3 separate regions of the Mus musculus genome follow, and regions 1 and 2 are each linked to region 3. The links are chromatin loops, found by intact Hi-C in ENCODE. Cell type or tissue: heart. All regions are shown on one strand. Links, peaks and the distances in the headings refer to the core of each region. The heading gives the core; the rest is flanking DNA.

Region 1 (10,731 bases), core at 162-8,161, 140 kb before region 3:
GCTCACAACCATGGATGGAACTGGATACAAATATCATGTATGCTCTCCAATTTGTTGTTGTTAGCTTTTTGTCTTGAGATATGTGTGAACGCCCATAGAGATCAGGGACCATAGGTGGCTGCTTTCAGGGACAAAGAGATGGCATGCAAAAGTATGCAAGACTTAAAAAAGAGTGAAAAGGGAATACTAGAACAGGAAGGGTTAAATTGGGGTGGTGGTGGGAAGGCAGACCAGAAGACAGAATAAGGGGAAAGATAAATAACAGTAAAACTCTCTCAAAAAGGTAAACCTACTAATGTAGATGTTTACTAAAATTAATAAATGTACACATCTATATAATTATTAAAGTGGAGTTACTCTACAAAAGGGCAGCCACTAAATATCACACACTAGCAAATAAAGTTCCTAGTACCAGGAGTGGATCATGACTTTTTGAATTTTTGGCCAATGAGGTCCCATAGACCACCATTACAGGTCATTGCCAGTGTTCTTGATTACCCTCCAGAACTTGACAGGAAGACCTTATTGCTGAAGACACCACACACTTGAAGCATAGAACACAACAAACCCAAGCTGATACAGACCTGGAAGCTTCATCTACATAGGCTAATCCATAGTGCTGGAAGGCGCTATGCACACTGTCGGTGGAGAAATGTAATCGTCAATTTCATTCCTCAAAAAAGGCCAGAAAGAGAACTCTCTTATCCAAAGCCATATAGGACAATGGCGTCATTCTGTGTCTTCGAGGCTAAAGAATTATAAATGCATTTCCTCTGCCAAATCTTAAATCAGAGAAGCATAAAGTCAGAGAGATGTTAATTGTGGACATATGGTATTTTTCAAGCTTATTTTTAAAATATTTTAATTCGTTTTTCTCTTGTGAGCCAATCCAGGGAAGTGGCTATTTATCTTAGAGTGAAAAGTGAAAACTTGTAAGGGTATAATATGTACCTCAATAAAAGAAACATGATATACCCAGAAGAAAAGAAAGGAGTAAAATCTTACACTGTCTCTTTGAAAAGAGTTAGTTATCTAAAGATTATAGTTTTTCCTTAATTTATTATTGATGTTAATTTAATCTAATTTAACAGAATTATTTTAGACTTTGTCACAAAGAACCAGTAGACAAGGGTACCTAATAAATTTTAAGTACGTTTGAAAAGTATGGCACACTAATTCAATTAATGCAAGTACAAATAGATCAATTGAACCAAATAGTCAAAGAACAAAAACCATATTTTGACTATTCAGTTCTTTTAGGTTTTGGTAAAGTAGCCCAACAAATAAAAAGTGGAAATTCTATTTAGTAAACTATGTTGGACAGTTGAAAACCACTTAGAAACAAATCAAATTAGATCTTTTATGCACATAGAAGTAAAATTCAAATGGAATTAAAGAGTAGAATATAAATTAATAAAACCATATATTTAAAACAAAAGAGTCAAGTTTTATGTATCTAGGGAGGAGAAAAGATTTTCTAAGCTGAGATGCAAAGGGAAAAAAATCAAGCATGAAGAAGCTGTGTGATTCATTTTAATACTAAAAGTATTAAATAACAAACACCAAACTGATAAAGGATATCTACAACACATTAAGATGTGTCCGTGTATCTGTGTGTGTGTGTGTGTGTGTGTGTGTGTGTGTGTGTGTGTGTGTGTGTGGTGTAAAGCAATAAGATTCAAATCATCAAGTGATATAAGTATGCAAATAACCACATAGAAAACATTTAGTGCCACTAACAAAAGCTAAGATATCAAATTTCAAAGGGAACTATTTTTAACAAGAATACTCATTGGTAAAGGAAAGTACACATATAAACTATAGTACTCCTTTGGGCAAAGATATATTGTGATCATTTATATGTAGAATTTATAATTTAAAGTATTGAATGATTCAGTTGTCAAAATAAGAGGCTGATGTATATGTATGAAGTCATACAAGAACAGAATTAGTCAACAAACAGTAAAATAAGAGAAAAATATGGTCTAGAAAAATATGGTTCATTTACAACTTAGCTGAACTAACATACAGCTCTTATAAGATAATGCTTTGAATTTATTTGTGAAAATATTGCATGAGTCAGCTTTTTTCATACTAAGTGGAAATTGCAGCAAAATGTAATGAAAGATGTACATGTTCAAAAATATTCATTTTATTGTGTAAAAGAAACGTTGTTTAAAACTTAATAGTAGTTGTCTTTAAGTCATAATATTATAGATAATTTTTTCCATAAATTCCATTGTTTTCAAAGTCTATATCCCAAATGAGTATAAAAGACTATTTTGATGGGCTCTTTTAATTCTAATTTTATTTAGAGTAAACAACTGGAAGAAAGGCTTCTTGTTTTAAATGAAAGTAGCAGTCCTAGAAATGGAAGACTTTTACAATATTTGAAACATTCTATTTTCGAAAACCTAACAGGAAAAAGGTCCCGTGTGACTGAGATTTAATCTGGGAAAGAGGCACATATGGTTTGAAAATACAATTCTAAGCATAGTTTGAACCATACAATAAAAATAGAGTAAATTGAAGTTTACAAAAACCTTCGTGGTTAATGAGAATAAACAAAACATAAAATAAGGTGGTACTGATTAAACAGACACTATTGTGGGTTTTTTTCAAGCATATATGATTTTTTTTTCTACTCTAAATCCTACAAATCAGTATTTTGAGTAAGGAATGTAGATTAGGATCCAAATAACATGTTGCACGTACCATGTAGTGCCAATAAGAGAGAATAAAATGTTTGTGTGTAGCAAAAGGGGCACTCAGCTCAAAACAAAACAAAACAAAACAAAACAAAACAAAACAAACAAAACAAAACCCTGAAGCACTTATCAAAGGCAAGAAAAGCATTCCTTCCACAGTTGTCTGGCCATAACCTTGAAAACAACAGACCATCATTTTAAAGACTGGAGGAGAATTCTCCACTTCTCTATTTTCATAGGGAGAGGTTTTCAAAGAGAAGTTAGTCAACAGTAACAACAACAAAAAACAAACAAACAAGCATCTTACATTTATACAGCATCCCCGGTGAGTGAAAACCAGAAGGCTGAGAATTTCCTTACATGGTTCCGGCCTACATACCAAAATACTAAGGTTCCTTCTCTTCAAGATTTCACTTACAGCCATCTTTTATAACAGAGGAAACAACAGGTTTCTATTTTACACGGATGTAAGGTGAAGCCCCAGAGAATTTGAATGACTTCCTAGAGCCCCCACCCTGGCTTCTTGGCAGCCAGATGCCCTTCATAGTGAAGAGCATATGCCTGAACAGTTAGTCGAATTCCAAACTGTTTGCTGAGTGCCTATTATGTACCAGGATATAGTCCTGGTAGAGGCAATGTTTGCTCCTTTGTGAAGGTAGTTTCGTGGTAGAGCCCATATATAAGTAAACAAACTTATATTAGCATGTTTAAAGTTCCTTGAATAGAAGAAATGGGATAGCAACCCAGAGAGGGCACTTACATTTGTGGGAATGATCAAGAGATGCAATGTTGAACAGAAACTGGACAATCCTGAGTAGGGAGCAGGCTTAGTTACCTTCCGGGGTGACCAGGTGGGAAGAAAAATTCAAGTGTGAGCTGTACTGTCTCCAGCCCTCTCTCCCCTATATAGGCTTCATGTGAACCTTCTGGTTAAGGAGCATGCTCCTTCTATTATCAGTGTGCCCAAAGCAGCCCGTCTCACTCACCATCCTTCATCTTTTGACAAGTTAAAAATAACTAAGGATTGTCATTGGCTTCCCTAGCCCTTCTTAGGGTTCCACTTGGGAACATAAAGGTCCAAGCCCAGGGTTGGGCATCTAGCTTAATAAAAAAGCATTTTTCAGGCACATATAAAATTCTGGATCCTGTCCCCAACACTGAAAAATGATTTTTCCATATATTTACCTTGAAGCCTTTATGATAAATGTATTTAGCATGATCTTAAAAACTGACAAAAATAAGGCTTGGACATTTTTTTAAAAAAATCAATATACAATGACAATCCTCTCACACCAGCCTCAATTTAATCTTTATTTTCTGGCCCAGAGAGTACGTCAAATTTTTGCAGTGTATCATCATGTACAGAACTCACTACCAAGCATTTTTGTTTTGCTTTCATGTAGACTCTACTGTATTAGAGTGAGGTTTTACTGGGATATATGTATAAGCATACAGTATATATGTGTGTGTGTGTGTGTGTGTATATATATATATATGTGTGTGTGTATGTATGTGTGTATTATGTGTGTGTATATGTGTGTGTATATATATATATATATATGTATATATATATATATATATATCCTGCTTACAGTAGTGCTTGAACTGGGTCCTTCTGTAGACTGCCTCAAGGAGTACCGGAATAATTTGTCCAAAAAGAGACTAATAATAAACCAGACTTCCATTTGCTGAGCGTCAAGCCCAGTGTTCATTTGTCTTTTTTTTTTTTGTACATGGAGGTATTTAATCTTCATTGACCCTTAGAATATGAATCCCATTTAAAATCAATGGCTAAGAGATTGGTGTTGTGAGATAACAACCTTTTGAGTCTGACTACAGTAGGATTTGCTCAGGGAGGTTGTACAGAGCCAAGATGCAGCTGCACCTGGTTCAAAATGGAGTAAGAGGCTGAGACCAGTCTAGGCAAAGCTCAAAGTGGGATAATTACAATGATGTTTTCTCCCTCTCTCTGTTCTTTAAAACTATTCTCACTCCTATCATTTACGGGACACAGCACGTTTTAAAACTCATTATGCCTCTTATAAAACAAGGCAATTCAGCAGCACCAGAAAGGTGCCCCTACTCTTGCATACACATCCTCTTCAGCACTGTACTGCTTTAGTGTTGTTGGCTACTGTTTTTTAATAGGATCTTATACTATGTAGCCCTAGCTGGCATGGAACCGGCCCATGTAAAACCAGGCTAGTCACCTGAAACTCACACACATCTGTCTACCTCTGCCTTCCCTGGGCTGCATTCTGAAAGCAATGGATTCCATTTCCTGGCTAACCACTTCTTCAAGCATTTGCTAGATGCTTTTCTTTTAGGGTACCATTTTCAGTCACATTTGTAGAGAATGATAGAGAAAGACCTTCCTTTGCCTTACTTCATGGCCCAGAATACAAATAGTCCAACTTCCCGGGGCTCCACCATCATGGTGTCTACTTGGAATCAGAGCCGAAGTCCAGAGTATGGGTCTTTCTCAAAGTAAAGGTAAGTTCTAGGCCATGTTTTCCCATTCTGAAGGGTATTCAGTGAAGCTGCCACAAACGCACTGGTGAAATGCAGTTGATAAAATCCGCAGTGAGGGACGTACGTACAAGTACTGCCCACCACATCCCTGGGCTGAGCCCTGGGACCATACGTCAGAGCTGGAAGAGTACTCAGTTCCTGCTGCCTGTATTCCCTAGGTACCTCTGCCAAAAGCTGTCATCCCCTGCCACTCCTCCCAGCCCTCCCCTGAAAGGGCAGGCTACCCATGCTAACAACCTGCCACTACCACGAGATATACTCACAAAACACACAGGCAGTACACGCCAGGGACACTCTCGCTGTCTCGCAGCAGATAGCTTCCATCCAGCCCGGTAGCGAGTAAGAGCTTCTCCCCGGTCTCCCTGCTGATTTTGCCGTGGTACACAGTCACTGCATCCATGCCTAGCAAACTCTTTGATGGGCCCAGAAGAAGGATGGTAAAAAGGAAACTTTGCTGCTGCTGTTGCCGCTGCAGTGGCTTACTGGGCAGTATTGAGAGAGAGAGAGAGAGAGAGAGAGAGAGAGAGAGAGAGAGAGAGAGAGAGAGAGAGAGAGAGAAACACCCTAACAACAGGATGTTGTCTACCTGCCTTAAAACCTCTTCTCACACTTCAATTCAGGCCAGCTCAGCAGTTTAACAGCTTCAAACTTGTCATGGGTTTGATCATCTATTCTCCAACAAAGGTTTGTGGTGGGGGAGGGGGCACGCTGAAAAGGTGAACACTTGCAGTATTTGAGCTGTGCCAGCAACGCAAACAGAGCTTGCACAAAGATGAGAAACTTGCTAGTGCCTTTGTTCTTGTGTAGTTCCTGCAAACTTCGAAGCCATTGACAATGACTTGTCTTAACGAGTGAACAAAAGAATTGGTGATAGAAGTGAATGGGACGTGTTCATCATGAGGGGCAGAAGCAGACTGACAAAATAAAAGCATAAAAGCAGTCAAGCTACAAAACCACAGCAGAACATGGCTGCAAGGCTTCCACAGCATCACCAAGGGCTACTGAACTACAGACTTTGGGACTAGATGGTCCTGAAACAGCTTTCTTTTCTTCAATGCTGATGATGGAATTCGGGGCCTCGCAGATGAGGTCTTCTATCCCGAAGCCATATGCCAAATCCTTGAATACACTTAGGCCAAAACAAGTATTTTTACCTTAATGTTTTGTCCAAAATCCAAAACTATGAAAAAAATTGTCATCATATTAAAAAAAAAAAAGTGTAGATGGATCTAGCTAAGGAGCTTAAGAAGACTAAATTCTTTTGTTGGTACTTCTTTGTTTTTATTATTATTAAAATCACAATATAATCACAGCATTTCTCCCTTCCCTTTTCACCCTTGAAACCCTCCCATGAATCCCTCCCTGCTCTTCAACAACATTGCTATTGTATTATTGTATTATTGCATGCATATATGTATATACGTGTAATTCCTAAACACATCCAGTTGTGCCTGTATGGTGCTATTTGTATGTATGTTTTCAGGGATAGCCATTTGGTAGTAGACGACCAATTAGTGTGCTCTTCCCACGGGTGACCACTTCTTCTACTTCCGATTTTACTCAGCTGTCTGTAGTTCTTCCTGTAGAGCTGCTGGTTTGTGGGCTTTTTCTGTCCAGTTTGGTCTGTCCATTGGTGTCCTGTGTGAACTTCTATATACCCTTTGGCATATGGGGCTAGGCCAGAATCATTGTGGATATAAAATCCATTTTACATCATCGCACAGGTGTTGATAAATGTGTTGTAACTTCTATTCTCATACATAAATGCCTACCTACATCAATGTTAAAAACATCAGAGTTTAGCCTAACCAGGACTCTATTTAGAAATCAGTTATAATGATGGCATTTTAAATATGAAAAGAAAGAAAGGGGTAATCTTCTTTTATTAAGGCATACGGACAGTAGCCCACCTAGAGTGTAACTGCTAGAACATTCAGTGTTCCATAGGTTAAAAACAAAACCTAACCTCATTTTTTTTGTCTCTGAACAACCCTGAACAAATCATCTACAAACACAGGCACAGAGAAACCTGGATCTGACGGAGCAAGCATCCCATGCATTCTTTTCTTTCTGTTTCATTCTGCATTGCTAAAATAGCACGCTTGTCAAAGCAGCCAGGTACAGTGGGCTTCAGCACAACGAAAATCACATCACAAGAGAACAGTTAAATTATACGGTAATAGTACAACTCTCACATCCACTACCTTATTGTCATCTCACAAGCAAACTGACAGGTGAGCCAGCCCACCAGTGCAGTGTTGATGAAAAATACTGACACCCTTGCTCTGCTGCTATGCAGGCACTAAGCTTGACTTTGGCAAATTCAAACTTCACACAGAGCTTGAAGTGTAGAGAATAGAGGAACTGAAATAGCTTTCTTCCTTCCCTGTCCCTGTACCCACAGTACAGGAAGACAAAGATCACATAACAGAGAAGGGGAGATAACAGTGACACCAACAGACAAAGAGCTAAGGAATGGGCCCCATTTATGAGAGGAAGAATCTACTTGTATGTTGCCTGTCTCTATCACTTGACCTTAAGGTGCATATCAACAGGGTCTTATATATGTTGTTTGCCACTGTATCCTCAGAGACTGGCACAGAGTGGATGGGTTTAGTGAATGAATAAATGTCTGAAATTAAAATTGTCAAGAAAACAATATGAAATTATCTCTCCCCCTTGTCTGTCTGTCTCTTTCTCTGACTCTCAATGTCTATCTGTCTGTCTCTCTGTCGGTCTCTGACTGTCTCTGTCTATCTCTGTCTCTCTCTCTCTCTGACACACACACACACACACAGAGAGAGAGAGAGAGAAAGAGAGAGAGAGAGAGAGAGAGAGAGAGAGTGCTTTTCCATTCCTTTGGCTCCCCTTAGAAACAGCGATGAGAATTGGAAGGTATTTTGAGGTCCAAATTGTACTCCACCTTTTATCACTAAATGGTTTCCTCTCTCTGAGCCTTATTTTCTCCATCTGTCAAATGGAATTGAGCCAGGTGAACCCTGAGTAGTCATTTTCAGCTTCAACATTCTGTGCTATAAGTGAATGAATAAATGAATGAATGAATGAATGAAGCAAGCAAGCAAGCAAGCAAGCAAGCTTCTTTGGAGAAAAACACAGGGGTAGCTCATTTTTTGAGGAAGAAGCAAGATCCTGAAGTCTCAACAGGAGGAGGCATTTGTTCTCATTGTTTTTAAAATAATCTCAGAAATAAAAACTATCATAGAGGAAGAGTGCCTTATATTTTAAAGAAAACGTTCTGAATATAGATGCCATTCAAGTCCAACACCAAAACATTGAAAGCTAGAAAACCTGTCAGGCAAGGTTTAAAGGGTCTTCTTGTCTAAACTTGTCTCCTCCTGAGATCTCTGAACAGTGACAGGATTTAGCACGTGGATACCCTGTCTGAGGTGCTAATTGTCTGTATTCCAAATGCCCTAGGCTATTCTGGAGCCCAAGTAGATTAAAAGAAAGATGCCAAGGGTGGTCAGTTTTGTATAGTACATAGGACATTTCAGAATCTTGTTCTCTAACCTTTCAAAACTACCTTTGTTCTTCTACCAGCTTCTCTAAAATGTGTGAATTCTCCTGTGGCCATGTTATGATGTGGTGAGTTTACACATACTCTTGGCACTTAGATTTACTTCCTTTACAAAAGTAAGAAAAAATAGTCTTAGAGAGAGAGAGAGAGAGAGAGAGAGAGAGAGAGAGAGAGAGAGAGAACCTCTTTTCAATAACACCTGAGTTTATTTATAAAGCTATATGTTTTCCTAAATGCCCTCTTCAAAGAGAGAAAGCAGACACAAGGTTGCTGTGGGTATTTGTTTAAACCTGTTAAATATATGTATTATTCTTCCAGCTGCTAATAAACTTCTATTGTATGTCAGATCCAATAGTTGGAACTTAAGTTAGAAAGAAGAAAACCATAGTTCATACCTGTTCTCAAGCAGCTCATAGCAGGATGCAAACAGACAATTAGATTCCAGTTCTTGTGTTGAATGCTTAGAGCCCACCTGGTGGCATTATTTTGGGATGGGATAGAAATGTTAAGATGTGGACCGTACCTGGAGGAAGTAACTCACTGAGCATATGCTTCTGAAAGGGGCAGCTAATTCCAAGTCCCAGATTCTCTCCCTCTCTCCCTCCCAGCCTTCCCTTTCCTCCCCACCTCTCTTCCTCACCATCCCACTCCCCCCTCCCAGACACCACTGGCAAATCAGTGCTCCTCCTCCCGCCTTCTTTGCCATGATGCTGCACCTCACTTAGTCCTCTAGAAACATAAGACAAATTATTCCTGATACAAATTTCTTACGGCAAGGACTGTGTCACAACACTACAAAAGTAACTAATACAAGCTATGATAGAGGAGAGGGTGGAATTCTCACAGCACAGCAATACTACATTTTGTGCTATTTTTATTCTGAACATATAAAACGTACTTAATGTGACAATGTCTTTTATCTTTATGTCTACTGTGTATAGTTACTTACTCTAGTTTGCCTGATTTTTCACCTCCATCTTAAATTCAAAGAAACTTAGTTCTAGCTGAAATGGCATGGTTTTTTGAGCTTCGCTTTATTTGATAGTATGCCTAGGAAAGACCTTGCTTGGATGGTTTGTTGTTCAGGTTCTCAGGTCCAAAATATGGATTATCATTTATCCATCCATCTATCCAAAAATAACAGTACTCTGAGAATAATCTGTTCCTAAAGTGATCTAGCCAGGTTTAATGGCACATGCCTGTAGTCCAGCAAATTTGGGAGAATTTATTGAGCCCAGAAATGTAGACCTAGCCTCAGAAACCATAGAAAACTTATTTCTTAAAAATTGGAAATAAATATTCTAGGTGTCTTCTACACAAGTCAGAAATTGCTACACAGACAAAGTCTTATTGCTCAATTCTTCTTTTCTAGATGAACGAAGGCAAGTCGTAGGCACGTTTATCTTAGTTTCCTCTGTGAGTATAAACAAGATAGCATATTCTACTTTTCTAGAACCTAACAGATGCTCAAGAGCTTTTTGCTCTGAGCTTGTGAAACCCTGGGAGACATGGATGATGCCATATTCCTCTTAGGGCATACATATCCAAACACAGTACCTGACATCTGCTCAACATTATTCTTTCCTTCCCTATAGAGAGAGAACCTCCTACAGAGTGCAGTTTCCAATTTGATTCCAAGGCTGTAACATTTTTTTCATTGATTTCTTTTACACAGTCATTTACCAATGTTTATCAAGTGGTCTGCCTCATCCTCGTTGGCAGAAACAACTCTTTACACACCTCTCCTTAGCTACTTATAAATAAGTCTTCCTGTGTCCTTTTGGCTTCATTATCCCAGTTACTTTCAGATAGTAACCAAGTCATCTTTCTGCACCCTTTATTTCCAGATGAGGTATCTTTAAAAAGATGAGACTCTAAATAAATTCCCATCTGAAAAGCTGTTCTCTCTCTCTCTCTCTCTCTCTCTCTCTCTCTCTCTCTCTCTCTCTCTCT
Region 2 (10,731 bases), core at 2,567-10,566, 150 kb before region 3:
ACATACAAAAAAAAAAAAAAAAGCACAGATCCTACAGGTCATTAATAAAAAGCCTGAGCAACCAAAACAACAACAACTAACAACCTATCGCCTATCATCATTTCACAATATAAAATACTACAGAGAAAATTAAAAACTGACTGTTGTGACACATGTAAATGCACGGCTGGCCATCACGTATACTTTTCTACATCATAAGCCATACTAACTCATCCTTCATGTAAATTTTGACTTCCTTACCCCAGTTGTTCTCACTGTCAGTGCTACGCCATGACAAGGTTTCCTCTATGACATGAAAATGAAAGGCTATAGAAGGTTACCTTTACTTATATATTTGTTAGTTTTTAAAGAGATCACATTTGCAGGTGGCTGCCAGGAGTGTGTTCTTTCCCTGACATCTGTGCTCTCACAAAGACACTGCCTGAAATCAACACTCCCCACAAAGCTTTTGAGGCAAGCTTTAGGCACCAGCGCCAAACTGTCATTTTACATAAAATAAAATAGTATTGCTATGAGCAACTGAACAATGACTACTCGGGTTTTTTTTTTTTTCCTTTCTATGTTATTATATTTTTTAGAAAGTTGTTTTTCAGATATTCCATCTGGAAGGTTTTTGAGATGGGAACTGCTTGGGATTTAGCATTTAATGAGAAAACATGAAGCCTGGCACACAGACTTCTGTCAACTAGACCATAAGTTAGAGATAACAGACTGTCCAAAGCTATTCTCAGTCATTGCCTACTTTGAAGCGAGGACTTTTCCAGTACAAATCATGTTCTTGTTCTCTGTAAATTAGTGCCCACCTGTACACTCTCAAAGACAGAAACAGTCTCCCACCCACCTCTATCTGTAGGATCAGAAGACCTTCCTAAATTTCTGTTGAGGTCTCACCTAAAAATAGCAGGGCCATTCTTGCAGCAGCCATGTTTGTGAGTAGCTCTTTTGCTCCAAGGAAGACCTCTCAAACTACAAAGGCACGCAGTGGGTACAAAATACTACCTTAGGTCTTCCTTGGCGCATTTCTTGATCTTTCCAAACACTTTACCATCTCTTGCCTTCACTATTTCCTCTCAGATTAGTAGATACATATACACTCTTTCCATTGTTTTCATTCCACAGACACAAACACATAAACTAATCATCTTATATAAAGTACATTCATAAGCAGGTGTGTGGTCACGCGGATGATCAGAAGCAACAGAATTGTCTCTGCATTCCTTTCAGGCTAGGAATAGACCAAGAAGTTTCTAGTGAAGCTGAGGTCACCAGCCAAAGGAAAGACATACATATTTTCCAAGAGTGGAACCATTTACAAACCAAACTTCATTTAGACTAAATTTTTGTGGTTTATAAAAGCATTTTCAACAAAGGCATCGTTTCTACAGGGACTGGCAGTTAACACGTGATTATCCACGCTGACAGAGAAGGCTAATAGCACTGGATATAATAGAAGGAATTTGAACTTGAAATGCAGTGTTTCTTTACCTAATTTATGATGCTTGGCTTAGGCCAATAAGTAATTTGCTTACTAGCTAAGGATCTCCTGGTGACCAACTACGCAGAAAGGCTCAAAGGCACAGAAATTGGCAGGGAGAGAACAGTATGATTTTGATAATGCGCTGCTGACAACCTATACATTTATAAATGATAATCAACAATTCATCATAAATTTAGTCTCCAAGGACTATGTTAATATCCTCAGCAGTGTTCTACCTAAAATGAAAAAAAATTCTTATTTGTCTTGTATAATTCATAGATTCAAGGTTCAATGTAACATCTATCTAAGACTTACTTAGCTTTCAAATGGTCTATGCACAGAGGATAGAAAGTCACTGATATGACTTTTTCTTACAGTGTAGCAAACTAAAATGTTTTTTTTCCTAAACAGTACCACTTACCAAATTTTGGAAAGACATTTACCACATAAAAAAATCACCACTGACAGCACTATCCTGTCAGTGAATTCATTTCTTGTTCACATTTGTGTATTTCTCATTCTGGCACCTCTTAGTTATCCATGGAAATGTTTTGAATCACAGCTGGTCTGCAACTCATTCTGTGGAAATTTCTTCCAGTCAGATAGCATAAGTTCTGAGACTATGAACTAGTTTAATATTCACCTTATCAAGAAGGTAAATGTTGTAGACAGAAAAAAAATGTAATACACATTTCATAAAACAAAGATTTTTTACCTCTTTCACATTTGGGGAAATATGAAATGCCTGCACTTGTGGTGCAAATAATTACAATATTAAATAGTGAGGGTCCAATCAGACAACATAAAGGACATTTATGAGCAATAAGTCCTCTCCTTCCTTCTAAAAATGATTACATATATGCAACAATGTGATATGATGTTATATGTGAAATGGGAGAAAACAAATTATAAAATGTGTCTAAGAGTTCATATCCTATCCCTTCTTCCCAAGGCATAGGCATCATTGAGGAAGAGGGCTGAAGAGTGTAAGGGCTAAAGGTGGTGGGTGGCTCCAAGGAAACAGGGTCTTCCAGATACAACAGGGTGGCTTCACATATGAATTCATGGTGGTTATAACAGCATACACAAGACTTGTGCAAGCCTAAGCTAGGCCAAAGTCCAACATGGAGAGAGGAAGTATGCACAGAGTCCCACCTCTAGCCAAGGAACTATTGGCAATTAATAACTACCAGGAAAAGAGCCAGTTTTCTTTAAGAGAATAGCCCCTGGTAAGTAAACCATGCTTCAGTAAAAGGCCGCACATCCAAGAATATTTGGGTAGCACAAACTGCATTGACAGACTTAGGGATAAACAGGAGTATAAAAGGCGGGTGAATAGAGAGGGAAGGGTGGATCTGAAGGAGTTAGAAGACAAAGGTAAATATGATCAAAACATATTGTACAAAATTCTCAAAGAACTAATTTTTTAAGTAAAAAAAAAAAATCAAAGGCTCTCCATTAAAATTTTCTATTGCTCATCTGAAGGCTATTTCTTGGGGTGGAAAAAGATTAAATATAGACAACCCATGCACAAATTCATATGTATCAGCTATACATAATTATTATTCATGATAAGTCAAATTGCTTATTTATTTAAAGTGATAGATTTGTTTAAGAAGTATAGTTTTTATTAGAAATGGTATTGATTTTCCCTTGGATAGTATCCTGACACAAAATAACAACATGGCCACAAAGGGATATAGTATTTTATGAAGGAACATAATCAAAAGATATTATAAACTTGTCTTATGAAGTGCATTAACATGTACAGCGAATATATGGCAATAAAAAGGAAAATTATTTGGTAATATTATTCAATGGTATAACAATTGTCTAAAATGCATGAGACCCTGGGTTTCATCCTTCATCTATTTTTTACGAACCTGAAAGTTAAAAATAAAACTTAAAAATAATATTAACCAATTAATAAGATAACAGTATACTTGAATATATTCTAATTTGTTTTGATAATTCAAATACTTGAAATTTATACTTTGCTTTTTACTGACAAATTTGTAAGACATTCTTAAAACTTTTGTCTAGACTTTATTATTCTTTAAATGCACAGATTTATTTAGTTACTAATAGAAATTGATATTGACATCTATGCTTTCAAAAGATCATTGTGAAGCATTTCCACTATCAGGATAAACTAGTATAAGGTCAGAAACCAACTAAAGCCTAAAGTTTGAAAACCACAGCTGTAGAATCATGAATTGATTCATAAAATGCATTGCTCTATACCACCCTGCTCTCTAGAAATAGTTCAATAATTTCTTGGACTGTCACAGTGGTGTACAAATATTTCAAAGCCATAAGAAACCTTCATTCTGAATTAATGTTATTCAAAGCCCTAGTTCATAAGGAAAACTAAAGGGATCTAACCCAGTGAAGCCAAGATTGGTACCCAGAAGTATACCCACTCACCTCCTCCTCTTCTTCTTCTTGGACTCCTAGGGAGTCCCAAGATGGAGGAGAACATCATTCTATAAAACATCCTTTTAAATCACTACAATAGCAGATAGGAATTCATTGTGTATATATATTTGAAATTCTCAAAGAAGATTTTTATTAAATAAAAACTACAATTTTCCCTCTTCTCTTTTCCGACTATCCAGAGGCTCTTTTATGGCTCCTTTGAAAACCTTGCCTATGCACACAGAGCAGCAGCAATCGCCTGGATGTTTGAAAATGCCTCTGTTCAAATTCTTGTGCCTGGTAAATTTACACCAGATGACACACAATCATACTGCTGAGAAGTTTTCAGTAGTTCACATTTTTGGATGCTCACTGTATGTCAGACTCTCCAGCTAAGAGCTTTAGTTGCATTGCCTTATAACTCCCTGAAATGGGTCCTCTTGATAAATGTTTGTAGACCCATTTTACAAATTGCTTCCATCAAAAGTGACTATAGGAAGAACTACACATGGAGTCTGAATGCATTTGACATGGCCCAGGATTTCACGCTGTAGTATAATCCCCTGTTAGAGTTCCAAAAGGGTACTAGTACTAGTAGGAAATAGAAATCCCAGTTTGCTTTATCCACAACAGAACCAATCTGTGCATCAGTATCATTTAGTATATGGTTTCCTTTTTTTTTTTTTTTTAGTTTTTTAGGTTTGTATTATTATTGTTGTTGTTGTTGTTGTTGTTGTTGTTGTTATTATTGTTATATGCTTTCTAAAAGTTTGTAAAGACACTATAAGTTACACATGGTCCTTCAAATTTTTTCATTTTCCCAAAATGATCCTACCTCACATAATGGTGGCTAAATAAGTCTGGAACCACAATTTTCTAAAGGCTTCTAAATGAACCATCAATGACTATAGAATTGAGCATTAGTGATTGAAATATTTTGGTAGTGTATAGTATGACTGCTCTTTTTTAAACCAACCTAGATTTCAAGCACTTTTCTTATACCCAGAGAAGTAAAAACAAATAAAAGAGCTGTACCTCGGCACTCCAAGAACCTGTTTCTGTCTGGGACACTCGATATGTGTAGATGTAACCTTGATACCTGTGAAAGAGTACATGTCCATTACTAATAGTTTTCAAAAGAACAATGAATGCTCTAAACTCGATCTTACTTTTATCTAAAAAGAGTACACAAAAAAAGTTACATACACTGGATAGACATGGACAGCTTCCTGGCAGTCGCAGGAAACAAAGCCATCAGATTTAATTTGCTTGCATATTATTTCAGCCCAATTACAGTTTCCAGTGATTTTTTTTCCTTAACGTAAGGTGGATTAATATACCTAAGTATTTGTCTAGTAGAAAGACTAGACAAAAAAAAGCTATAGACCTGCATCACTGACAAAAAAAATCATAAATTATAAAACACCTTTAACACAGCAGACTCTTACTGTTTTTTAAGTATACAGCGTCTTAAGCTAAATGCGGTTGACTGAAATAAGACCGGATTAAATTAACAGTAATACTGTCAGTATAAATTATTAAAGTAAGTATATCATGCTGTGAAATATAATTATTCTTATATTACTATTATAATAAATAGTAATATACTATTACTCTACCATTGTATAACATTGCAGTATAGCAGTGATGGTAATTGAATTTTAACAAGGAGTACTGTAGCATTGAATGCTATCCAGCCTTCGAAATAATTAAATTCTGCTAGTTACAACAATATAAATAAAACTGGAGGATAAGATGTCAAATATTTCTGGCATAGAAAAACAAAAAAAAAGTATCTAACATGTTAAAGTGTTGACCTCAAAGAAATACAGAATAGGATGGTAGTTACTATGGGACTAGAAAGATGGCTGAAAAGTTAAAAACACTTATTACTCTAGCAGACAACCCACCTTCAATTCCCGACACTTACACAGTAGTTCACAACCATCTGTGACTCCAGTTCCAGGGCACCTAATGGTCCTTTTTTAACCACCGTGAACACCAAGTAAGTGCGTGGTGCACATACATACATGCAGGGAAAACACTCACACATAAAATGTGTGTGAAAATGTGTAATAGAAGAGGGATCTGCATTCAGATGTGGTAATGTGTGCCCTTAATCCCGAACCTGGATCTGAACCTAGGTGGAAGCTATGTAGGTCAGTCCACCAGTAATCCTGTGCTAGGTCACCAGGATTAGCCCTCCTGCCTTGCCCAGGCAAGGGATGCAGGCAGTTGTCCTGCTCTCATGCCCTCAGAGTTGGCTCACCCATGCCCCACTACCAGGTCCAGCTCTACTGTGCTGCCTAGGCAAAGTGTGGGGCCAGTTCTTCCAAGTGCTGCGGTTGTGTTTGTTTGTTTTTGTATCACCCATTATTATTATCTATCATCTGACTGTGCATAAGCAAATCAGACATTTTTGTTCCTACTTCACTGTGCTGGTTAGTTTCTTGTCAACTTGATACAAGCTAGTCATTTGAGAAGAGGAAACCTCAATTATGAAAATGACTCTATCACACTGGCCGGTAGGCAGATCTGTGGTGTGGGCATTTTCTCGGTTAATGATTGATGTGGAAGAGCCCAGCTCTCTGCTGGTGTCCCATCCCCTGTATGGATTATATTTGTAAAGCAAGCTGAGCAAGCCATGGGGAACAAGCCAGTGAGCAGCATTCCTTTATGGTTTCTGCTTTACTTCTGCTTGACTCTCTCTGCCTTGAACTCTTGTCCTGACTTCCCTCAATAATAAACTTGAAGCTGGAAGATGAAATAACCCTTTCCTCCCCAAGTTGCTTTAAGTTACTGTATTTATCACAACATAAAGCAAAGCAGAATACTTAGTGCCCACTGCTCGGCAACTCCCTACCCTACACCTCTCCTACTTTCCCCAGCCACACTACTCTCTCAATCTCCATGGGAACGATTTTCTTAAACTCCACATATGAGTGAAAACATGTGGTACATGACTTTCCGTGTCTGCCTTATTTCACTTAGCATAATGACTTCTAGTTATATCTACATTTTTGCAAATGACAGGATTTCATTCTCTCTATGGTTGAACAAACTTCCATTCTGTTTATGTCTCCCTTTTCTGTGCTCACTCCTCAATTGATGGATCCTCGTGCTATTTCCATTTCTTGGCTTTTGTAAGTACTATTGCAATTAATCTGAGAGTTCAAATATCTCTCCAACATACTGGTTTCATTTTCTTTGGGTGCATACTCAGGAGTGCATAACTGAATAATGTGGTAGTTCTGGTCTGTTTGAGGATCTTCTATGTTGTTCTTCATATTGAACATGGAATATTCCATATTTCCAAATGATTGCCCTATTTACGTTTTTTTAAATAATGTGTAATGTTTCCCCTTTCCCAATCCTCATTTGTACTTTACTTTCTTTGATAGTAGCTTTTATTATTTATTTTTAGTGGAGTGATGGAATAATCTAGTCACTTTGAGTTTCATTTCCCTGGTGATCAGTGTACTGAAAATTTTTTCCATTGCTTTCCTTTTGATAAAGATTTATTTTATTTCTATTTTATGTGTTTGATCTCTGTGCCTGCATTTATGTCTGAATTATGTGTGTGCAGTGCCCATGGAGGCCAGAAGAGGGCATTGGCTCCCCTGAAGCTGAAGCTATAAACAGTTGTGAGCCACTGTGTGGGTTCTGGGAAGCTAGATCAGCTCCTGTGGAAGTAGAGCCAGGGTCTTAACCACTGAGCCATCTCTCCAACCTCTCATAATTTTCTTAATAAATACTTGCCTAACAAAAATATAAAGTGACCTTTATGCTGAATTTTCAAACAAATTTTGAAATTGAATATAAATAAATTATCATGATCCCATTTAATATATTTTCTGTTGTTCTTAGGCACAGGATTTGATCAATAGGCATCCTTGGTTAGGAAATATATCAAAGTCTCTTTAAATCACTGTGTTTAAACTTAAAAGAGTAGATGATACTAAAATCTTACAAAGAGAAGGCTATGCTTAGTTCATTGCTTACATTGGCATTAAGTCCCTTTAGAATTAAAAAGCCTTTAAATATTTGAATTAAATTGTTATGCCTTTAATCAATACCCATCAGCACTAATTACCTAACGAACTACAAAAGACATTTAAAACACTCTAATCGGGTTCATTTGACTTGGGAAATTGAACAAAAGGCCATTTTAAATGTTCGTGTGATCACAAAACAAATGTTTTATTTTTGTAACATAGATTTACCAAAAAGTATTTGAATCATGTATAAAATAACATGTTATGTGTTTATATGTAATATGCTGAATAAACTATTTTACTGGTGAGATCTTATTTTTAAGTCACTGACGTCTGTCTACCTTAAAGCACACCTATTTTAGTAAGTACTCAACAAGGAACAAGACAAGAGCTTTGATTTCTGTTTTTCACCATGGGAACTTGAAACATGTTTCAAGGGAATTTCTGAAAACTATCCAGAAAAATGGAGATGGAAGCGGGGCCCTTAGTTCTAGTTTTCCCTTTGGGAAGCAATTAATGTGAATAATTCACAATAGCTTTAAGGCTGATGATACAGGAAAAAAAACAGTGTTTAAAATCTCAACAATAGAGCTTGGGAGATAACTCAGTTGCTAAAGAGTTTGCATACAGGCAGGAAGCCCTGAGTTTAATCCCCTGAACCCATTCTAAACATGACACTATGCTCTTCTACTTCCAACACTGAAGTGGCAGAAGCAGGCAGGTCCCTGGGGTTCACTGGCCAGCCAGCCTACCAAGGTTGGTAAGCTCCAGAAAAATGAGAGTACCCATTTCAAAAAGTTACGATGGACAACTCCTGAGGACTAGCACCTGAAGTTCTCTGGCTTCCATACACACGTGTACACACACCTATAAGCACTTATATACATATATACCCATATGCATGTGTACATGCAAAACCACACAAAGTAAAAACTCAATAATTTAAGCAAAATGGTAAGCAAGCTCTCTTCCAGATTCTAAAGAAATGGGCCCCTAAAATACACAATGGATATGCTTCTTTACCATCATTCAGCTTCATTTAGTCAAAATAAATGAGTATGTTTTGAAAATTGTCTCCTAACGAATCTGATCTTATCTCACTTTCGGTTAAACAGCAGGAACCTGAGTACCACTTCAAAAGCTCTTACCTTCTTCAGTCTCCAAACAAGCTGATGTCAATGGCACATACATTTTCTCATGATTAAGGTATCTGATATTAACAATTTCCCCACCCCAAGGCCTTGAATTCTGAATGAACAAACTTTTCTCTCAAATAAACCAGAAGTGTGTGACTTCTGTTTTCAGTCATATAACTTACTAATCAATTATCCTCCATAGATGATATTCATAATAATATGTCATGAATGGGAGAGATCTAAAGCAGAACAATTCAGATTGCATCCCTAAGATCATGGCATTTGTGAGGCACCTGATATGGATGCTTAGAACCAAACTCAGATCCTCTGGAAGAGCATCAAATACTTTTAACCATATTATATGCTTTTTAAAACCACATATATGCTCTGTCTGTAGGAAATCACTGTTATAGGAAAAAGGAATAAGTGTTAATAAAAGCCATAAAACCATACATATCTTGACCAAATAACCTTGCTTATTATCATACACTCCAAGGAAATAAGTCAAAACAAAATAATATGTTTTTAATAGTAAAGTAAAATTAACCTAACTACTCCGAACAAGTAAACATTACTCAGACTAAGAGAATAGTTTTTAGATATTCTCTCAAAAATGTGTGTGATTTAAAGTAGAAATAAAAATTACATCAAGCCGGGCGTGGTGGCGCACACCTTAATCCCAGCACTGGGGAGGCAGAGACAGGCAGATTACTGAGTTCGAGGCCAGCCTGGTCTACAGAGTGAGTTCCAGGACAGCCAGGACATCACAGAGAAACCCTGTCCCGAAAAAACAAACAAACAAAAAAATTACATCAAAATAAAATAATCATTCACAGGCAGGGAACTAGTCAGCAGAGTTAGAAGCATACCTGCTGAATGGGAAAAGGCATTTGCAACCCATTAACTTGATAAGCCTTAGGATCCAAAATATCAAAGATTTGGAAAAACTCAGTAAGAAAACAAATTGATTGAAAAATGGGCAAAGGACCTGTACAGATTTTTCACAAAAAATATATACAAAATGGACCAAAAAAAAGTATGAAAAAAATTCAGCATCATTCATCATTAGAGAAATGCAAATTGAAACCACACCTGTTCAAGTGACTCTCACCAAAAATATGAAAGGTGAGTATTGTAAGGGTGTGGAGAAAGAGAACACATGTACACTACTAGTGGGAATGCAAATTAGTAAAGTGATTATGGAAAACAGGAAGGTGGTTCCTCACAAAATAAAAAAAAAAAAATTAAAAAGGTATGACTCAGCAATAGAATGACTGGACGTGTATCCAAATGAGATCATTATGTTGAAGAGTCAGTGCTCCCCTGTTCAGTGTAACACCATTTACAATAGAAAAGATAAGAAATCAACATTAGTGTACAAGACCGGATGAATGATGGATGAAGAACGTGTGATCTAGACATGCTGCACCTCATATGAGGGAATCTCGATTTTAAGACAAACAAACAAAGACACAGAAATGAACTAACTGAGAAAAAAAGACCAGAAGAAGGGAAGACAAAATGGTTTATGGGGCAAATATGTTCAAAATATATTCTACATGTAAGAAAATAGTATAATAAACTCATTTTGTACAATATGTGCTAATTATTAATGATTTAAAACAAAACCTGAAATATGCATGTAATTGAATACCATTCAAACTTAACGAAAATGTTATCTATTTTTGACAGTAGGGATGAACCT
Region 3 (10,731 bases), core at 1,604-9,603:
GTAAACAAGGTAAATAAGATCAAAATCATGATATTCATAAATGGAAATGCCACAAATGAAATGCAGTACTTTATACACCTAATATACAAAAAGTTAAAAAGTATGGTTGTTAGCATCCATGGAGACAAGAAAAATATGGAAAGGAAGAAAACGCTACTGAGATTTCGATTTTCTTTTTTAAACCACACGTCATTAAACTGAAATTGCCATTTTTAATCAATGCACCATTTAACAGAATTTCCATTACCCTGCTGTGGTTATCAGTTTGCTTTCAGAGCACACAATCAGCTGTCAGGACCTTATATATAGCAGGGACTAGATCAAAGTCAAGAGTCATCATCATCATCATCATCATCATCATGAACTGTAGTTAAATATCCTTAGGAGAAGAAAGAAGAAATAACATTTTCTCTTCTGAAAACATCAAAAAAGTTTTTGGTTGTCAATTTCCTCAAGCATAGGATTAGCACCTGCCACAAATAAATTAAGTAACATGAAAAGGTCACCTGCTTGCAACTTTTCTTTCTTGCTCATAAGTCAACAGGGGTTTTCCCAGGAAAGTAACACTTTCATTTAATACATTCTGGAGCCTTCGTTTCCATTTCAAATGCTAAGTTCTCTCTACTTTTGATTAAACAAGTAACTTTGACCCACCCCACCGCCACGACTTTGACATCTGTGAAAATAGTATGTTTCTGAGAAGGGGCATGGGGAAAATCCACCAGTCCACAAGCCCTTCCTCCTCCATCCTGGAGCTTTTACTACTGCACCACCAGGAAAGAGCATTCGATGGAAGAGTTGAATGTAGTTTTATGTAATAAGTACTGTTTAGAAATGCTGTGAGATTTAGAGACGAGTAACTGAGGGACAGCTGGAACTCCCAAATAAGATCAGATTTGACTCTGGCACAATCTCAGGAAACGTATTACTATGTTCTAATGTTTGATACTCTATGGTTCAGCCATCCCTGCTACTTCCCTGCAGAGACAAGGTAATGATTTTTCCTTCCTTGATATGACCATCTATTAATTACAAAACATATACACATGTGACTTTATGTGGCAAGAAAGACTTGGTAGCTGTGACTATATTAGCAGTAGTAACATTATCCTGAATTATCTAGACAGACTCAGGAAGTATCACAAGATTTACTATAAGAGGGAATCAGTAAGGTTAGGGTCAGAAGAGGAAAGGGTTGAAGAATTTGAAGATGCTGTGTTTCTACTTTGAAGATGAATAGAAGGGCTATGGCTCCAAAGTGTGAATGATTCCTTGCAGTTGGAAAGAACAAAGAGTCATTGTCCCATGGAGCCTGTAATAAGAATGGATCTCTGCTAATACCTTGACTTTAGAACTTCTAAATATAGAACCAAAAGATAACACATTTGTATCGTGTCACATCACAAAGTTTGTGCTAATTTGTTACTGCCACACTGATGTAACCTACAGTTCTTACCTCAATGAAAATAAGAAATTATTTATTCTGTCACCAAATGTGCGTGACCAAAGCCCAGAAATACAGATTTAAGTCACCACAAATACTATGTTCAAAGGTGGTAACCATTTCATAAAGATTTTATAGTACCAGAACAAAGACAGTCATAAGTCAAGACACCTTCCAAATGTATTGGTAGACATTTTAGGTAGATAGGCTACAGCAACTTAGAGAAATCTCTGATACTGGCCTCAGATGGCTCCATCATCTGGCTGTTTAGATCCAACGTGGCTTTCTCTCTTCTACTTCACCTCCCTCCTCCAGACAGCTGCTGAGATTTACAACTTGCCGGCCCTGCAGTTTTGTTTTGTTTTGTTGAAATTCTAATAAAACTGCACTCAAACTTTCTTCTGAATCTGGTCTTAGATTCTTCTAAGTGTCAGCCATACCTGCAAAATGAAGAGAAAACACCACATCTCCATCACACAAAACAAAGTATATCCCTTTTCTCCAACTCAAGACACAAGCTAGAACATTTCATTTAATGTTCAAATTATTGTGACTGAGACTGTATATAATCATATTGACAGGAAATTCACTCTTTCTGTTGAAAATCCCTCAGAAAAGAATGTCAAACATATTGACACCATTACTCGGTTCCTACATCTCTCTCCCCACCCTCTGCCTATATTATCAAGCACAGGAACTCTGGGGCTGTTACTCCTGATAAATGTTTCAAGGTAAAGTAGACCCAGACTCTTCCAAGTCTTTCATACACATAGCCCTTTGTTTTGACTTAACCCCACTTCCTCCTCCACCTCACCACACCCCAGCCTGAGATGCTATGCTGAAACAGACTTTGGTCTTAGCAGCTTCAAAGACTTTATAGAGAACTGCCCATAATTCTTGCACCTCAGGACCTGCACCCACTTTCTTCTTTGTCTTCCTATCTAAACAATTTTGTCCCCCTTTCTTGGCTCCAGAAATTGGCCTTAACAAACAACGTAGTCCATCCAATCTTCTTATAATGTATTTGAGCCACAAATAGAAATTTAGTCTGAAATTTAATATCTTAATTTGTCTCCAATTGAATCCCTTCTATTCCTTATGCAAATACCTGCTATTTATATCCCAGATAATGGTGGGGTCTCCAATTGTGATGAGGATATAGTGCTTTAGATTTAGGTAATTAAAGGGCCATTCTAATGACTTGTCCAGAAGAGAGAATGAAAGGAATTCACAGTGAAAGAGATTCAAAAGTAATCAATGGTTTCACCAAAAAATCCCAGCAACTTCAAAATCTTCCTTTCCTTGCTTAGAAAACGGATATAATGACCCCTCAATCCCTAACCTGGTACCCTTACCCCATTAATTTATTATCCCTGGTTTAGGTAATGAAAAGACCTTGGCCTGTTTAAAAAAAGGAATTAAAGTTGATAGAGGTGGAAACAAGTCTGGAAGCAATAAACGTGAACAACTTTGCAGTGAATGCAGTCAAGGGGGATTATGCTTTGAGGTAGCTGAGACGGGCAGAGCCCAATAGATGTCAATGGATCAGGGCAGGTTTATCAGGGAACCCATACACCCTGCTGCATGCAGGAGGCTCTCAGTGTTTAGCGTGCAGTTACTTCCCATTCAACAGGGTTTTGGAGTTTTCCCCCGTTGGTCTAGGCAGGTGTAGGAATCAGGAGGACACCTGCTGAGATTTCCAGGTTCTTGTGTTTCAGAACAAACCATGAGATGTGTGCCTCATGGAGAGTGGGAGAAATAAAGTTTATTTATTAAGAGAGCACTTCACAGAGTAGAAGTGAGCCAGGCAGCTGGGCGAAAGTTAAAAGCTCAATGGCACCAGGCCAGTCACGACCCTTTATGAATATCTGACACAGCACCCAGCTTCTTCCATATTTATGTATGGCGGCTTTTCACCCACATGCTCTGTCCCTCACATGCAGCTCTTGCAGGATAATCCAGTCTTTCTTGTCGTTGGTTTCTTTTATGTGTTGATTGTGGTCCCTCTGACTCCATGGTCCACTGACTCCTCTGGTCCACTCTACCATCCTAAAACAGAGTTCCCAGATTGTGGTCGGTAGACCAGTACAATCACCCCGGTGCAAACTTGTCAGATATGCAGGTTTTCAGACATCATCCTGAGTGGCTGAATCAGACACTCTGAGGCCGGGGACCAGGGGGGAAGCAATATGAGTCTTAGTCATTTGAGGTGATTCTGATTCCACGTGCAAGTGTGAGGACCAAGAACATACTTAAATGTGTTTTAATCAGCAAGCTCCCCGCCAGGTGCTAGAGTGAGAATCAGAGTGACCTGACCAAAGAAGACATCAGGCTCAAAGCTGGATGTGACAGTTCATGCCTGTACTGTCCCAATACCCAAAAAGCCAAAGCAGGAGGACTGTTCACAAGTCTCCAGCCAATAATACAGAGTGAGCCTATTTCAAGAAAAAAAAAAGGTGATTGGTAGATAGATAGATAGACCAAGATACACAGTTGAAAACTGTTATAAAAAAAATAGTACAAGACATAGAATCCTTAGCAACTCCAATTTCTGCTGTGTGACAATTTTTTTTTATTGCACAGAGTATAATTATACTAAGAAGGGAGCCTGGTTTGGTGGTTTGGTTTGGTGGCCCATGCTTAAAATCCCAGTACCTGGGAGGTTGAGGCAGACGGATCAGTGCAAAGTCAGACTCAACTCCACAGAAAAGTTCTGGTCAACCTTGACTACTAGGAAGGCTGAGTCAGAAGAACCACAAGTTCAAAGTCCATCTGAATCATAGAGTAAGTTCAAGACCAGCCTGAGTAACTTAGTGAGATCCTGTCTCGAATATCAAAGGAGACCTAAGTTATAGTAGAGTACACACCTGCCATGCTCAGGCTCTGGGGTTCATTCCCAGTATACCCACCACAGAAAAAAAATGATCTATCCTGAAATACAAGTTCTAGTTCCTTCCTTCCTTCTTTATTTCTCACTATGTAACCCTGACTGACTTGGGAACTGGATCTGTATTCACTGCTCTAACTCAAGGGTTCCCAACGACTGTTGTTTCTGGAGATGACACTCGTTTTCTTGTACTTTCTCCTCTGTGATTCGACTACTGGCCCATCTGTATAAGGCAGCGCCTGTGAATTAGATAAAGGCACCTTTCCATTGATTGATGCTGCACCACACTTGGATGCGCAGTCTGAAAGAGGGATTCTAAACTGCAGTTTCAACCCTGCCCACCCCGCCCCCCTCAAGCTGCACAGTCCTTTGTGACAGATCAGAGCCCACTGCCCTTCTGACAGGTCTCCTTACTGCAGGGCTACTTGGACTCATTCTAATTGCTTACACTTGGCTTTGTTTCAGAGTCCATCCAGGGAGGGGAGAGGCTGCTCCGCACCACCCAGACTCGGGTTTTCTAAAGCCATGTTTGTCAAAAGCATCCGTGTGCAGATTCTTTTGTTCATAATGGTGGCATTCAAGTCGAATTGCGCATGAAATCGTCTTGCTAAAGAAACTGCAGTTCTCTATATAAGGGGGTGGGGGGAGAAATGGAAGGATCTGATTAGTTAATAGGAATTCTGAGTAGTGAAATTTCGGATTAGCATAAGACAGTTTCTTGTTCAGAGCACGTGCAGAACCAGCGCAAAAGCATTCTTTTCTTTCCCCTTTTCGGTTAAAGCATTTAGTTCTAAAATAGTATAATCACAATAAGACTTTCCAACGTGCGAATTATAGTATATTAAGTCATGACTAATTGCATTGATTTGCATTCAGGGTTTTTTAACATCTGTGTGGTAATTATCCTAATCCAATTTGTTATGCAGAATACAATCAACGTTATATATGTTGGTGTTTAGGGCCCCGACACCATTTCCTGCTAAAAAGGGGACTGAGATACAAAGGTAGCTCAGGTGGAAAGACAAGCCCATCTTTTATAGATATCAGCTCCCTTTCTTGATCTCCCAAATTAGCTGGGGGTGGGAGGTGGAAGCAGAGATCAAGCAAATTTCATTAGCATTTTAAAAAGAGGCCCAAGAAAAGGAAGAAAAGGAGCCCAGCCAACGGGAGCGCCTATGAGAACAAGGGAGAGCAAGCTGTATGAAATTCTCGGAAAGATTTTTTTCCCCTAACAGGCTGCGGCTTTCAGAAGCTTCCAGAAATAATATCCTGACCTTGCCTGATAATGAGCCAATAAGACCACGTTCTGCTGACACTGTGCTATTTCAGTAAGGGTTGCATCTTACCTGGGAATCAGGGTTTAGCTTTGAACTTTTTTTTTTCCCCTGTCCTTTCAGGAAAAGGACAGAACACTGACTGGTAGCGTTTAGAATGTCCTGTAAACCTGGGGCACAGCCGAAATCTAGGAGCTGACTTCAGGCAAAAGCAAGAGAAACAAAACAGCAAGTGCCGACTTCTTCCTCTCCACCAACACGGAACTGACACCTTGCTCCCCTCTCTGGCAAGCATCTGCATCTACACACACTGGATCGGCTAAGTTTCGGTCTTCCTTTAACAACAATGTAAACCTTAGTGAACAATACTTAGCCAGCTTCTTGTTTGTTTGTTTGTTTGTTTGTTTGTTATTCATTGGAATCTAACCCAGGACCTCCGATCTGGTCTACCACGGCAATATTTCAACAGCCCTTAACCAGCCAGCCTCTTTTTAATTTTTAAATTTCTTTTCATACAACATATTTTTTCATTAATGTATACGTATTCACATCCTCTCTCCTCCCAGCCCCCCCCCGCTTCCCAGGGCCCCTCCCTTCTCCCCTTCACCTCTCGAATTCTTTCCCCTCCCCCAACTTCTCTCAGATTGCTTCCCCACCTCCCTACTCAGCCAACTTTATGTTCTTTCGCGTGCTCTTTCCCTCTCTTTCTCTCAACAACAAAAGGAACAAAAAACAAAGAACAAAAAACAGACGGACAAAAAAAAAAAGAAAAGAAAGAAAAGATCGGATCAGTAAGACAAAATATACCCAGACAAAACAAAGCGGAACACGAATTCTCTCTCTCTCTCTCTCTCTCTCTCTCTCTCTCTCTCTCTCTCACACACACACACACACACACACACACACACACACACACGGACATGGGGCCTGCCCTGGCGTGGTATACCCAGCAACACTGCATTGGGGGGGGGGGGTCGGGCGGGGGGGAGACTGATTTTCCCTTTCCCAACAGGCATTAATTGCAAATAGCTTCTTGGTTACGTAGGGGTGGTACTTTGTGTCCACTGCACCATTACAATGTTCGGATCTTTGTCTGTTAACCAGCCTCTTTTAAAAGAGCAGGCTTTATTTAATTCAGAAAAGATGGGAAAGAGAGTGAAGGTCCAGATGTCTGAGGGACAACAGAAGCCCTAGACGGGAGGCCTAAAAAGCCAGTGTAGCAGCTTTTGCCATCTTCACTTCATTTGCCATTTCCATAAGCACACAGATCTTGAGCCCTCCAAATATGGCTGGAGCCGGTGTTGGAGAAAGGGATCAAGGAATCCCCTTCAACCTTCCCTCATCCCCTTCCCTCCACAACAAGCCAGTACTGTCTTTAGTCAGCCCACAATGCAAGCCTATGGCCCCATGCCAAGCTGCTAATGAGAATCACCAGGAAAGCATGTTAAACATATAGTTATCTCATTCCTCCTTCATTGACAAGGGCTTAGTGAGGATCAAGCCTAGAGTTTTCAAAGTTCAGAAGATTCTAATCAGCAGCGCACACTGGCACCAGCTCTGATTCTCGACATGCATCTTTATGAGTCAAACAGATTGGTAGGCCAATCTGTGCGGAGAAAATTCACTGTACAGCTAAACAAAAAATAATAATAATAACAGGTTTTTTTAATCAACCTTCCTTAGTCTATCACAAAGAATTCAGTAAATAAAGCAATAATAGAACTATCCATAAGAATACAAACTGGCATTTTCTATTTTGGAGCAGTCCATTTTCGGTTAGGTTGGGTCTTGATGTCAGCAATTTCCTTCCGTACAGCACATGACAGTTCTAATTGGTTGATGCTTGCTCCTTATGGTAGGGTGGATTTTCAGAAAGGCAGCTTCGTTTTGATTGGCCACATTCATTTATATCTTTCTGACATTTGTAGTTAGGTGAGAAGAGGGTTAGGATTTTCTGTTTGGGAACATTTTCCCAGGCCAGGCTTGCACTCAGAGGGAGCGCCCTGAGTTCCTGCCATAACAACTGTCAGACCTAATAACAAAAGTCCATCCCAGTAGACCAGGAACAACAAGGTTTCCTCCTTAATTACACTTCATTCAGGTGCCTCTAAGCTCTCTTTTTAACCAGTTCTTAGCCTTGGCCTGGCCCTCAGCCTACTTTTACCAAAGAATCCTGTTAGCGGATGTATCCCTACCCTGATCATCCTTGATAGCTGATCAGTTCTTCAACTTTCCACCATTAACACCTAGAATATCCTGACCACCCTGCACTCAATTCTCAATGCCAAGGGAGAGGGGGCATTTTGGCTAAGAATCTTTTCCAGTCCGTTTGGCATAAATCCTCAGCTCTCGATGTCTGTTGAAAATGATCGTTGGCTAGCTAGACATCTCCACTTGTCCTCCAAGTGGTTCAAGTTGAGCTCAGCCTCCTCCTGGGACAGCTGTACTCTTGAAGAGTCTTACTTACTACTGCTTGCCTCTAAGTGTCAGAATATTTTTTGTTCAATAGACTCCTGGGAGAAATTACTTCTGCCAGAACAGGGCTGCATTTAACCAACTACTGCTGAACTAATCCAGGCCTGTCCCAGCATACTAACCAGGTTGCTGGTAGCCCCTTCATAAAGTAGCTTAATAAAGAAGCAAGAGTCTCTCCTAAGAACTGGCCCTCCTTGTAGGAACTTTGCTGTCAGGATATTTCTGACCGGAAGATTCTTTTTTTTTTAATTAGATATTTTCTTTAATTACATTTCAAATGCTATCCCGAAAGTTCTCTATACCCTCCCTGCTCCCCTACCCACCCACTCCCACTTCTTGGCCCTGGCATTCCCCTGTACTGGGGCATATAAAGTTTGCAAGACCAAGGGGCCTCTCTTTCCAGTGATGGCCGACTAGGCCATCTTCTGCTACATATGCAGCTAAATACATGAGCTCTGGGGGTACTGGTTAGTTCATATTGTTGTTCCACCTATAGGGTTGCAGACCCCTTCAGCTCCTTGGGTACTTTCTCTAGCTCCTCCATTGGGGGTTCTGTGTTCCAGCCTATAGATGACTGTGAGCATCCACTTCTGTATTTACTAGGCACTGGTATAGCCTCACTCGAGATAGCTATATCAGGGTCCTTTCAGCAAAATCTTGCTGGCATATGCAATAGTGTCTGGGTTTGGTGGCTGATTATGGGATGGATCCCCGGGAGGGGTAGTCCCTGGATGGTCCATCCTTTCGTCTTAGCTCCAAACTTTGTCTCTGTAACTCCTTCCATAGGTGTTTTGTTCCCTATTCTAAGGAGGAATGAAGTAGCCACACTTTTGACCGGAAGATTCTAAAGGTCTCAGCGTTGAACAAAGCATCAACAGCATTTGCTCTAGGTCTTTCTATGTGATAGGAAATTGGGGGGCTGAGGGGTGACCAGAATCTGCCTCAGCACTCAGAACAAAGCAGATAGATGGTTCCAACCCAGTTGGGGTTGTGACCAGCTTATTTTAACCATTTGCTGGAAAGAGAAGAACCATTTATCGGTTCATTGGCAGAATAAATATTGCATTGTACTAGATGGTCCCAAAGCTAAGGGGGAAAAATAGGAGCCAGCTACATAGTCTGGTTAGTGTCCTTTGTGTGTAGCAACTCTCCTGTAAGCTCCTCCCTATCCTCTACATTCACTGACCAGTAGCTTAAAGCATGCAATTAGAGTGTAAGCCACCATGTACAGAAGACAAAGAGGAAGGTAATGTATTAAAAGCTCTACTTCATTATATTCAGGGCTCTGTCTTTAAGAAAATATCCCTCACAGACTATACTAGTACATAATAAATTGCTTTCTGCAGAAGAGCCTTGGTATCCTGTTTCTGTGTTCAGAAAGCCCACAGCATCCTTGAATCATGTCTCTAAAGCAATCCATTCATTCACCTTGGTTACCCCTCTGAGGTCTTTCAGCTCCCTAATTAGCCTTGAGCAACAACACATCTTCCCAGGGTTTCCTCCTAACCCAGGCACACTAACCATTCCATGAATAAACTCTGCCTACGAGCGAAAGCCCAGACTGAACCTGCTGTTTCAGGTATTTCATGGTCCTAAAATGATGATACTGTCTTCATAAACATCACCAATCAGCAAGGTTAGCAGGACTCAGGAACTTAGAACCCAGGGCAGTGTAGAAAGTACCATTGATTTCTTTGTTAATAACTGTCTACATGTATGGGCCTTAGTCAGCAACAAAAAGAAATGCCATTGAGTCTTTCTGTCTCCAGAAAAGAGACACTGAACTATTAAGGATTGTTTCTAATGCTATCTCATCGCTTCTCAGCCTTTTGGCTAAGATCAAGTGTAGTGTCTAATGCGATCTCAATTCAATTTGGCTCCCAAAAGGCCACGTTCCTGGACGCTGAGGGTCTCTGCCCCCAGCTGGATTTGACTGGCAATAAAGAATTGCAGTATAGCCAATGGCTGGGCAGAGGCCTATGAGGTGGTTCAGCAGAGAAGATTCTACCACCTTGCCTGATGATCTAGCTTAGTATCCAGAACCCACATGGTGAAAGGAAAGAAGCAACTCCCCTGACCTCCACATATATGCCACACACATATATGCCTCCACATATATGGCACACACACACACACACACACACACATTAAATGTAATGTTTTTTTTTAATTAACTTTTTAAAATGTTGAACCAATGTTGAAGGGGCTGGAGAGATGACTCAGTGGCTAAAAGTGCTTGTTGCCCTTGCAGAATACCCTGGTTTGATCCATCCCCATTCGGACTCACAACCATCCATAAGTCCAGTTGCAGGGATCTGGTGCCCTCTTCTGATCTCCACAGGCACTAGTGTTATAAATCAGAAAGCCTCCCAATCTGCCTTCAGCAGCTTAATTCATTGTCCACGGGTACCAGGTGCAGCACATTTCCACTGTCAGTACAAGTCTATTTTCCTATGCGACACACACACCTTTTTTTCTTTTTTTTTTTTTTTTTTTTTTTTTTTTTTTTTTTTTTTTTTGGTTTTTCGAGACAGGGTTTCTCTGTATAGCCCTGGCTGTCCTGGAACTCACTTTGTAGACCAGGCTGGCCTCGAACTCAGAAATCCGCCTGCCTTTACACACCTTCAAAAGGTCCCTCTTGGCATCACGGT

What was found. Hi-C counts contacts between places; a loop is a spot of excess contacts. Peaks named below come from ENCODE experiments on the same cell type or tissue, not always from the same donor. Only the 100,000 strongest peaks of a DNase experiment are listed, where the experiment ranks them.
Region 1: a loop joins it to region 3, with 1.9 times the contacts of the local background. A loop is called at or near these places in 6 of 42 quality-filtered maps.
Region 2: it touches region 3 in a loop (3-fold over the local background); 7 of 42 quality-filtered maps call a loop at or near these places.

The regions. Positions count from the first base shown.
Region 1 is chrX:42,497,632-42,508,362 of GRCm38, reverse strand. It overlaps Sh2d1a (SH2 domain containing 1A), which reads right to left and starts at 5,798. Exons shown (of 4, transcript NM_011364.4): 1 at 5,504-5,798. The coding sequence starts at 5,640. In heart, for the core only: no CTCF peak of the experiment used is centred there; no DNase peak of the experiment used is centred there.
Region 2 is chrX:42,509,550-42,520,280 of GRCm38, reverse strand. It overlaps Sh2d1a (SH2 domain containing 1A), which reads right to left. Exons shown (of 4, transcript NM_011364.4): 2 at 4,931-4,994. Among named protein-coding and RNA genes, the nearest start is that of Sh2d1a, 12 kb to the right of the region's middle. In heart, for the core only: a CTCF peak has its summit at 7,502 (motif pointing right); no DNase peak of the experiment used is centred there.
Region 3 is chrX:42,355,839-42,366,569 of GRCm38, reverse strand. No RefSeq gene overlaps it. Among named protein-coding and RNA genes, the nearest start is that of B230118I11Rik, 17 kb to the left of the region's middle. In heart, for the core only: a CTCF peak has its summit at 5,905; no DNase peak of the experiment used is centred there; H3K4me3 peaks cover 1,109 bases; H3K27ac peaks cover 281 bases.